Linked DNA regions of Homo sapiens: all the other regions are linked to region 3. The links are chromatin contacts, found by Hi-C in ENCODE. All regions are on one chromosome and are shown on one strand. Each heading gives the region's core, a stretch centred on a gene start or an enhancer-like site at or near the end of the contact. The rest is flanking DNA. Distances are from core to core; before and after follow the strand shown. Region 1 holds the start of APAF1 (apoptotic peptidase activating factor 1). Region 2 holds the start of BLTP3B-DT (BLTP3B divergent transcript). Region 3 holds the start of NUDT4 (nudix hydrolase 4).

The links. Hi-C counts contacts between places; a loop is a spot of excess contacts on that map. Pooled maps may share reads with other maps.
Region 1: a pooled map shows a loop between it and region 3 (16-fold over the local background). The contact joins the promoter of APAF1 here to the promoter of NUDT4 in region 3. A Hi-C loop is called at or near these places in 6 of 50 pooled maps.
Region 2: a pooled map shows a loop between it and region 3 (14-fold over the local background). The contact joins the promoter of BLTP3B-DT here to the promoter of NUDT4 in region 3. A Hi-C loop is called at or near these places in 4 of 50 pooled maps.

Annotation. Positions count from the first base shown.
Region 1 is chr12:98,643,921-98,647,114 of GRCh38, forward strand. It overlaps APAF1 (apoptotic peptidase activating factor 1), which reads left to right and starts at 1,370. Exons shown (of 27, transcript NM_181861.2): 1 at 1,370-1,915. IKBIP (IKBKB interacting protein) reads right to left here and starts at 868. Exons shown (of 3, transcript NM_153687.4): 1 at 603-868. The coding sequence starts at 781. RefSeq lists enhancers at 1-213, 214-840, 841-1,468 and silencers at 1,045-1,244, 1,565-1,774.
Region 2 is chr12:100,141,784-100,145,161 of GRCh38, forward strand. BLTP3B-DT (BLTP3B divergent transcript) reads left to right here and starts at 1,272. Exons shown (of 2, transcript NR_186018.1): 1 at 1,272-1,560; 2 at 2,757-2,888. It overlaps BLTP3B (bridge-like lipid transfer protein family member 3B), which reads right to left and starts at 1,091. Exons shown (of 21, transcript NM_015054.2): 1 at 809-1,091. The coding sequence starts at 852. RefSeq lists silencers at 506-755, 1,076-1,255 and an enhancer at 636-1,399.
Region 3 is chr12:93,376,614-93,379,668 of GRCh38, forward strand. NUDT4 (nudix hydrolase 4) reads left to right here and starts at 1,312. Exons shown (of 5, transcript NM_019094.6): 1 at 1,312-1,808. The coding sequence starts at 1,710. It overlaps LOC643339 (a long non-coding RNA gene), which reads right to left and starts at 1,123. Exons shown (of 5, transcript NR_040096.1): 1 at 824-1,123. RefSeq lists an enhancer at 908-1,847 and silencers at 1,084-1,423, 1,644-1,943.

The sequences.
Region 1 (3,194 bases), core at 120-2,619, 5.3 Mb after region 3:
TTCTCCTGCCTCAGCCTCCGGAGGAACTGGGACTACAGGCGCCCGCCACCACGCCCGGCTGATTATTCGTATTTTTGGTAGAGATGGGGTTTCACCATGTTGGCCAGGCTAGTCTCGAACTCCTGACCTCAAGTGATCCACCTGCCTCGGTCTCCAAACATAATGATCTGTTTTAAGGTTGCAAGTATTTCCATTAGGTATTTATGGGGTGAGTAGGGTGGGGCAGATGTGTCCCGGAATGGGGCACAGCGGACAGGAAGTAACGGTTTATAACAACGTGAACGCTTCTGACGTGTAGCGGGAGCTTCAGAAAGCGTGGCCGAATCTGCAGCTCTTAACAAATGGCTCGTTCCCAAACCTTAGCCTCAACTCCTTCTGAGCGATAGGGGCATGCTACCAGCACGGGGGGAAATGAGATACAAGAAACGCCCGAAAGGGAAAAACAAGGCTGGGCTGTTTCCTTCCTTTGGGGTCAAGACAGAGGCACAGAAGGCCCAGGTCTGGGAGGTTGGATCACCTCCGGCTGGATGTTGAGCCGGGTGGGAGCCCAAACAGCAGGGGGCCCACAGGAGGCCGGCCCAGGCAGCCTCGCGTCCACTTACCAGGCCAGGCCCAGGCACGTCCCCAGCGACAGCAGGCTCAGGCACGTTCGGGGGTCTGCCCAGCCCCCGCCTCCGCTGCTCCGGGCCACGGGGGTCTTCCCGCCCTCGCTCCGCTTCCCGGGCTCCGCAGCAGGGGCTCCCTTGGGCCCCGACTTCTTCCGGCTCTTCACCTCAGACATGTCTGGAGACCCTAGGACGACAAGCCCAGGGCAGCTTCTTCACCAGGGGGAGCAGGACGTGGCCGCCTTGGCGTTCGTGGGAACCCTGGGCGGTGACCGCGCCCCCTCACAGACTTGGCACCGCCCAGAGCCCAGCCCCTTCCCTCTCCCCGGCATCCTCGTTGCTTCACTGAGTCTTTCAGCTGCCAGCTCCATAGTTCCCCTAGGAGAGGTGGGCGGCGACCTCAACCCACAGCGCCTTCCACTGCGATATTGCTCCAAATCCGAGGAAATTCAAACTCCCGGGCGCGCGCAGGCCGACGGGACCCGAGGAGGAGGGGCAGGACGAAGGGGTCGCGCGCGCCACGTCGGGCGCGCCGCCGCTGCCCGAGTCCGGCATTGGTGGGAACGCGGCGCGTCCCTGAGGCTTAGCCACGCCCCGTCCGCGGGGTAGGCGGGCACTTCTACGCGCGCGGGCATGAGCCGTGGCAGGAGTGCGCGGCGGCAGCGGTGGCCGCCCCTTGGGGCTTGGGGTGTGTTTATTTGCATAAGCGGGCGCGCGCCGTCCGGGCTGGGTGGATCCGGCGGGATTTGACTGCTCCGCTGTCCAGAGGCGGAGAAGAAGAGGTAGCGAGTGGACGTGACTGCTCTATCCCGGGCAAAAGGGATAGAACCAGAGGTGGGGAGTCTGGGCAGTCGGCGACCCGCGAAGACTTGAGGTGCCGCAGCGGCATCCGGAGTAGCGCCGGGCTCCCTCCGGGGTGCAGCCGCCGTCGGGGGAAGGGCGCCACAGGCCGGGAAGACCTCCTCCCTTTGTGTCCAGTAGTGGGGTCCACCGGAGGGCGGCCCGTGGGCCGGGCCTCACCGCGGCGCTCCGGGACTGTGGGGTCAGGCTGCGTTGGGTGGACGCCCACCTCGCCAACCTTCGGAGGTCCCTGGGGGTCTTCGTGCGCCCCGGGGCTGCAGAGATCCAGGGGAGGCGCCTGTGAGGCCCGGACCTGCCCCGGGGCGAAGGGTATGTGGCGAGACAGAGCCCTGCACCCCTAATTCCCGGTGGAAAACTCCTGTTGCCGTTTCCCTCCACCGGCCTGGAGTCTCCCAGTCTTGTCCCGGCAGTGCCGCCCTCCCCACTAAGACCTAGGCGCAAAGGCTTGGGTAAGTTGACCTCCTCGCTTTTCTCCCCGAGCCAGGTTCTTTGGAGGCTTGGTAGCTGATTTCAGGGACTGAGAATTTGAGGACATGGAATATTTGATAACCATCCTGCTCCTGTACCAGGAAGAGAAATTCTGTAATGAGGAAGTAGTAAACTTGGGGTTTTCGTGGATAAACGTGCGCTGTTTTCTGTTTTACGTCCATGAAGAGTTTTGGCTTTCCATTTTGTTGTGGGTTACAAAAGGTTTTGAGACTTAGTTCAGATAAGTTGTGCAGTTTTAAAACGTATTTAAGATTTGCATATTTTAGTTTAACAGGACTAGGTGAAATTGGAAATTAGTTTCAGAAAACCAGAGTGTCTTATTTGCTTAGCTATTGGACATCACCTAAAAAATTCATTCATTCTTGTTTTTTCACATCGAATTTCATTACTATAAATTAAGGAACATTTTATGTTTAAGAGGACAAAAACGTTATTAACATTTTAAAAAATGAGAGTTTTGATTCGAATCAATAACTTTTTATCAGTTTTGTGCCCCTGCTGGGCATTTTGTAAGCCTTGACAAGCATAGGCAAATGCCCTACGTCCGTCCCTGTTTTTCCAAGTGCTACATTTGGTGACTTCAAAAACAGTCATTGAAGCTTGATAATTATTGCCCCCTTCTGTGAGCTCCAAGTTACTTGTGCTCTGTTTTTGCACTTCGGGCATTCACATTCCCACTCTCTCTCTCTTTTTCTTCTTTGAGTAGACTGTGAATTATTTCAGGCAAATGACTCAATCTTTTCTGTAGTCTTGGTGTCTGACATATAGGGAGGGGCACAAATGTGTATTGAATGAATGAATTGATAAACCCGTTTAGACTCTTTCACTCTATACATTGTGTAAAGTTCTGTTAATGTTTTGAAAACTTGCAGATATTGTGAACTGGGTTTTATGCCCATGGAAAAATTTGCATTATATTTGAAATAAAGTTGCTAGAAACGTCAAGTATTTTACTATAAAGGCTGTTATTCTTTCCTCATGTCCTCCTGGTCTGAGAAATCACATCAGAAAGTGTTTCCTGTTGCTTTGTGGGAAATGTGTTTAGCAAGGAGGACCTAGAGCTGACATCCTCCTTGAACGAGAACTAATACTCAATAGTAACAATGCTCTATTCACTCTTATGTTTGATAAGGAAAACAAGAAGTCTCTTAATATTAGGACTTCAATGTAATCACTATTTTATACAATCTTAATTAAAAAAGGAAGTATTTTATTGTAAGAAATGATAATGTGTGCTAA
Region 2 (3,378 bases), core at 22-2,521, 6.8 Mb after region 3:
GTAACAAACTGCCAGCCTTACTGAGTCATGTTTCTGACTAAAACCGCGTTATGAAATGGAGAGAATGACATGTCTTGGGTTTAATCACCACAGATGTTAACTCCCTGAATTTTAGAGTTGCAGAGGAAAAAGAGCAAAAACCAAAAAAAAAAAATGTTCAGTAATAATGATGTGGGTCTCATAGGACTCCAGAAAGAACCTGCCAAAGCTGCGAACTCTGCTTATTTACCTAAAACAAATCCTAACTGTGCAAACAGGCACACCCTCTGATGCCACAGAGCGGGAACGCCAAGGTGGGAGGAATTCAGAACAATCACAAGGTTAACGTTCCACTGAGAACACAGCCTCCACTGAGCGTCCACACTGCGCCAGAAGCCCTCGGTTAACGGAACCGCTCTGCTCCAAGGGGAAGGAGCACCGAACTCGAGTTAGAGCCCAGCACATTAACCAGGCACTTGGGTGACGCCAGGCCACCTCCAGCCTCCGCTCAGTACCGCACAGAGCCGAGCCGGGACGCCCCCAGACGCCGCGCCGGGAGCGATCCCAGCCCGCCGCGCTCCGCACTCCGGGCTCCTCCGCGCGCCCACCCTGGGAGAAGACGCGTCAGGGGCCGATTCGTGAGGCCAGCCCCCGGCGCCGCCGGCGACAAGAGATCCGGGGCCGCGACCTCTGCCCCGGCCAGAGCGGGGAAGTCCGAAGGTCGCCTCCCGCACAGCCGCCAGGCGCCGCCGCCCCCGAAGCCGCAGGCTGACTCCAGTGCGGGCTGGGGTGGAGGCCGACTGGCGCCGACACCGAGGCGCTCACTGACCTGGAGAGGTGCTTCAAGATTTGTTTCTTGATGATCCCGGCCATGGTACCGAGGCTGGAGACGCCGCGGTCTCGTCCTGTTGCTCACTGCCTCCTCTCTTCGTGGCCGTCTCCTCTCTGTCCCGGCTAGCCCGGCCGGCGGAGAGGCGCTGATCGCTCACGACCGGGAGAGACCCAAGGCCCCGGCCAAGGCCACAGCCGCCGCCGAGAACCCGGAGCATCACGCTCAGGCCGCCACGGCCGCCGCGGGCGCCATCTTGGCTGCAGCATCACCTAAGAGACTCGGTGGAGGGCGGGGGCGGGGCGGCTCCAGGCGGGGCCGGCACGAGGCGGGGCGGGGCCAACGCCGGCTCTGGGCGGGCTCTGGGCGGGCTCTGGCTGGGCTCTGGCTGGGCTCTGGGCGGGGGCGGGAGGTTTGTGGCATTGGCGCCAGGGTTCTTAGCCCTCGCGACACAGGGCCCTTGACTCTCAATACACCATCCTTCTTGGCCTTAATCCTCCCTCCTTCCCTCTGCTGGTGTTCCCGCCTCCATCGCTGACCCGTCGCTGATTTTTACTTCCACGTCCTACTTCCCTTATTCATTTCCTCAGAATGTTTTTTATTTTTTTGCTTGTTTGTTTTTTTTTTTGAGACAAGTCTTGCTCTGTCACACAGGCTGGAGTCCAGTGGTACGATCTCGGCTCATTGCAACCTCCACCTCCAGGGTTCAAGCGATTCTCCTGCTTCAGCCTCCTGAGTAGCTGGGATTACAGGTGCGCACCACCACGGCCGGCTAATTTTTGTATTATTAGAGACGAGGTTTCACCATATTGGCCAGTAGGTCTCGAACTTCTCACCTCGTGATCCACCCTCCTAGCCTCCCAAAGTGCTGACATTACAGGCGTGAGCCACTGCACCCGGCCTCCTTAGAATGTTTTAAGAATCGGCCATTAACTCCTGTGCTTGCTTTGCTCTCTTGACCTACTCACCTTTCTTCATATTCTTCCTTAGGTTTTTGTTTTTGGTGTTTTTTTTTTTTCTTTTGTTAAGGTGTCCTGCCTTTCCCTTACCTAAATGTGGCAATTTAATGTTTCCTTTGGTTATTGCTATTCTAAGGGAAGTAAAGGTTGACAATGGTTCCTAGTAGTCTAGGACCTAGGAATTAGAAGGTGTATAATTCAAGTCCTGGCTCTGGTATTTTCTAGCTGTGTTATCCTGGGGAAAATAATTTCTTTACTATTAGTTTCATTTTAATCATCTGTGAAATAGATTAATCATCAGCCTTACCCACTTCACTAGGTTGAACCTAAAGGTGTAAATATCATATGAAAAGTTCTGTAAGGAAGGAAGGAAATTGTTGAACTAGGGAAAACTGTTACAATTCTACACCTCCACCCCACCCAATCCCAAACAGAGCTAACATTTTCAGAGATTAAAATGACGACTTCTGTCATCCCAGCACTTTGGGAGGCCGAGGCAGGCAGATCACTTGAGGTCAGGAGTTCAAGACCAGCCTGACCAACATGGTGAAACTCTGTGTCTACAAAAAAAAAATACAAAAATTAGCTGGGCATAGTGGCGGGCGCCTGTAATCCCAGCTACTCAGGAGGCTGAGGCAGGAGAATTGCTTGAACCCGGGAGGCAAATGTTGCAGTGAGCTGAGATCAAGCCACTGCACTCCAGCCTGGGCGACAGAGCAAGACTGTCTCAAAAAAAAAAAAAATTACTCAGTGTTAAGTCAAGTTTAGCCTAACACTGCCTCCTTACGTAATTGAGTTCAGCCTAAAGGTTTTTCTGTACATCATGAACTTATGAAAATAAGCAGAGGTATAAACCGACCATAGCCCACACCTGTGCCAATCACTGAGTTTTGGCCAGATGTAGCCAACTGTTCAGACTGTGTTCAAATAAGGCAAACACTGAGCTGTAAGCAATCCAGTTGTTTCTGTACCTCACTTCCATTTTCTAGACCTCACTTTCCTTTTGCTGGCCAGAAATCTGCTCCCAGCATGTGGCTGTGCTGGAGTCTCTCTGAATCTGCTGTGATTATGGGGGCTGCCAGACTCAGGAATCGTTCATTGTTAAACTCCTTTAAATTTAATTTGGCTGAAGTTTTTCTTTTAACACTAGTGATATCTAAAACAGGAAAAGAAATTGTACCACCCCTGAGGGATGTATTAGCAAGATGTGTGGTTGTACATCTTGGGAGTTGGGTGGGAAGTAGTTTACACATAGTCCAATAAGCTGGCCCTTTTTGAAGAATGGAAAGGATAGACGTGTAAGTTGACTACACTCAACATTTCATTTTATTTTTATTTTATTTTTGAGACAGTCTTACTCCATCGCTCAGGCTGGAATGCAGCAGCACGATCTTGGCTCGCTGCGACCTCCGCCTCCCAGGTTCAATCAGTTCTCCTGCCTCAGCCTCCCAAGTAGCTGGGATTACCAGGCTAATTTTTGTATTTTTAGTAGAGACGGAGTTTCACCATGTTGGCCAGGCTGGTCTCGAACTCCTGACCTCACGTGATCCGCCCGCCTCAGCCTTCCAAAGTGTTGGGATTACAGGCATCAGCCACCACACCCAGCTGACT
Region 3 (3,055 bases), core at 62-2,561:
TCTGAGAACTCTCCTCACTCCCTCCCACTTTGGGCTCTGCAGAAATCCCAGTTCCCTTTGCCTTGAAAGCTCTTGGTCAATTTAGCTCCTCCTCCTTCAGCCCTCAGCTCCTGCCTTGCTGCCCCAATAATCTTTTTCTGACTGCAGATCTGGTCAAATCTTTGTCTGAAACCTTAGAGCCCATTACATTTGTAGTTTTACGTGTACACGTGTGATCATTTAATATTTGACGGTGTGCTCTCAGGTGCCTACGCTCCTGGAGAGGCAGGGGCTGACTGGTTTTGTTAGATGCCAGTGCCTGACACACAATAGGCCCTCAAGGGGTGAAAAACCAACCAACCAAGTCAGGACCCAAGCAACCTGGGCCTCTGTGGAAGGGCAGAATGGCCTGAGTTTGGGTTTCTCGAGCTACCTTAAGATCAGGCCTCCTGGCTCCTATCTTAGCCCTTCTAACACTCTGAAGTGTAGAGGTTGTTTGTTCCAAGTCCCCAAGGTACTGTAAGCTCCCAGATAGCAGAAATCCCATTATATTTTAGTGCTGTGGCCCCAGCATCCAGCTGCGCTGTTACTTAGCATGAGATCCACATGAAAACCATTTCGCAACTATTAGCCATTGCCAGTATTAATACTTTCCGGAAGGTGGCACAAAGTGGGGGATGTTATAGACAGCTTCAAAGAAACGTTTAAGCTAGAGTTGACTCTTTAAATAATACAAGCCATCCCCAACCAAAGATTAAAAATTTAAATACAAAAAAAAAAAAAGGAAATTTGCCTACCCCCCATTTGTGAAAACAAAGAAAAAAAAAACAGTTAACGTCTTAACTTTTCTAGGCCTTCACTCTCGCCTCTCCCCGCGCTACAAGGGCGAATTCTGGACGTATCTACACAGTCACCGCGGAGTCTGCAATCGCCGCGACGTCCCCTGGCATTTCTTGGCCAGGCTGCAACTTTGGTGACGGTGTATGTAGTTACATCCCCTGTAGTGCAGCTGGTATTTAGGGTCCTCATTGGCAAAGTTGAGGGTATAAGCAGGGAGGGAGGGGACCTTGGCTTCTTTCCATTCACTGGCATGTTTTCGGGGCACGGTCATCCCACGCTGGGCTCCAGCGCCAGTCCCAAGGCCTCGCCGAACTCCAGCCCGGGAGTGCGCGCGGCCCCGCCCACCGGGCGGCCGAGGTCCCGCCCCTACCTCCCCCGCCACACCTACCCACCCACCCCATTGCAATGGTCTCTGCACGCAGGCGCAGTGGCGCGCGGGGGAGGCGGGGCGCATGTGGGCTTCATTTAAACAGAGCAGAGGGGGCGGCGCGCGGTCGCCGCGGTGCTGCTGCTCAGTGGGAGCGGGTCTTCGCAACTGTCTCCGCGTGGCGCGCGCCTCTAGCCGCCCTTCCCCTGGCGGCTACGGCCGGAGGGAGCGGAGGCGAGCGGGAGTCGGGCTCCATGGAGAGCGGCGGACAACTGGGCAGAGGCGGAGCTTTCATCTCGGCACCCTGGTTCCAGTGACCCGCGCTAGCGTCCCGTCCCGCCCGCGTCGGAGCGGCCGCCGGCCCCGGGACTGACCGGCCTCGCCGCACCTCCCGCACCGACTAGCGCTCCCGGGCGCTCCTGCGCCCGACTCGCCCTCGCCCCCACTCCCCGGCGGGGTGGCGGCGGCCGGGCCCCCACGGCGGCGGCCGGAGCAGCAGCAGCAGCAGCAGGAGCCCGCCTCTATGATGAAGTTCAAGCCCAACCAGACGCGGACCTACGACCGCGAGGGCTTCAAGAAGCGGGCGGCGTGCCTGTGCTTCCGGAGCGAGCAGGAGGACGAGGTAGGGCGCCCGGCGCCGCACGCTGCCCTCCGGGGCGCCGGGGTCTAGGGCCCGGGTGCTTCCCCTCGCTCCCCGCCCCTGCGCAGGCTGCGGGGCTGGGAGGGATTAGCCCCCTTCCTCCCTCCCTCCTTTCCTCCCTCACTCCTTTCCTCCCTCACTTCTTCCTTCCTTTCTCTGGGCTGATAGATGAGACAAAGGGGGCTCGCCCAGCCCCAGTTTCTCCATCTGGGCACTCGAGAAGGCGCCTGGTCCCCGGGAAGGTCCCGGGCCGCGTAAGTCTCGCCTAGCGGGAGTCACCATCTTAACGTGCGAATTGAGTTGAAAGCCGGATAAACCTCGAGTGCTCAGCGAGAGGAGGGTGGAAATGGCGTGAGTGTTGCAGCAGAGCCCTTGTGCCTCTTTTACATATTTTCCTTCCATGTTACAGCCGTTTGCGGTCTCGGATTCGATCTAAGCATGTTTGTGGAGTAACAGACAGTCCTCGTGCTTGGAATTGAGTCTAGTCTTGGCAATTCTTGTGGGTCCATGAACCCGCAAGCTGTTGGCATAATTATGCCTCATTTTTAAAACGGCCTTCCCTTCTTAAAGTTTTCTGACTGCAGAAAAATGGTTAGTGAAAAATGTGGAATAATGCCAAAAGGGAGACGATGGACTAGAGATGGGCAAAGCTGCCATTTTCAGACAGTAATCTCCAGCTCTCAGCTTATGTATAAAGGGTTCTTTGCTGTCTGGCTTGACATCTGGAAAGGAGTAGCCTTTCTCGTTCTCAGAGCAGTCGTTCTTGGATAATTTACCCATCTGCATTGGGCTGAGAATGAGACCCTTGGGGTTTCCCTGGAGAGCGATTTTTACTTAATTCAGTAGTATTTATTTAAAATGGCTAACTGTTGAAGTTTGCTTAGGGCAATAGTAGCCTTTTGGTATTGCCACTCTTAAGATAAATTACATAGGTGAAAAAAATTAACATTCTGAGTTCTGCTTTCATAACCAACCGTGTATAAAATACTAGGCTAAGGCTGGAGATGGGAATTTAATGGCTTCCTTACTGCTAGTCCCTGTAGTTGTGATGAATATGACACAGAATACACTCAGTGGCTTAGTTCTTGTTATGTTAACGAAAAGTTCTCGAAATTTGCCCTTCAAACCCTTGTTTTGCCTTTATTTTTTTTTGAAAAGAAACCAAGCCCTTTAAATGGGTTGCTCTGTGCTCACTCATAACCTTTACGTATTAGACTTGAATCCCAAAC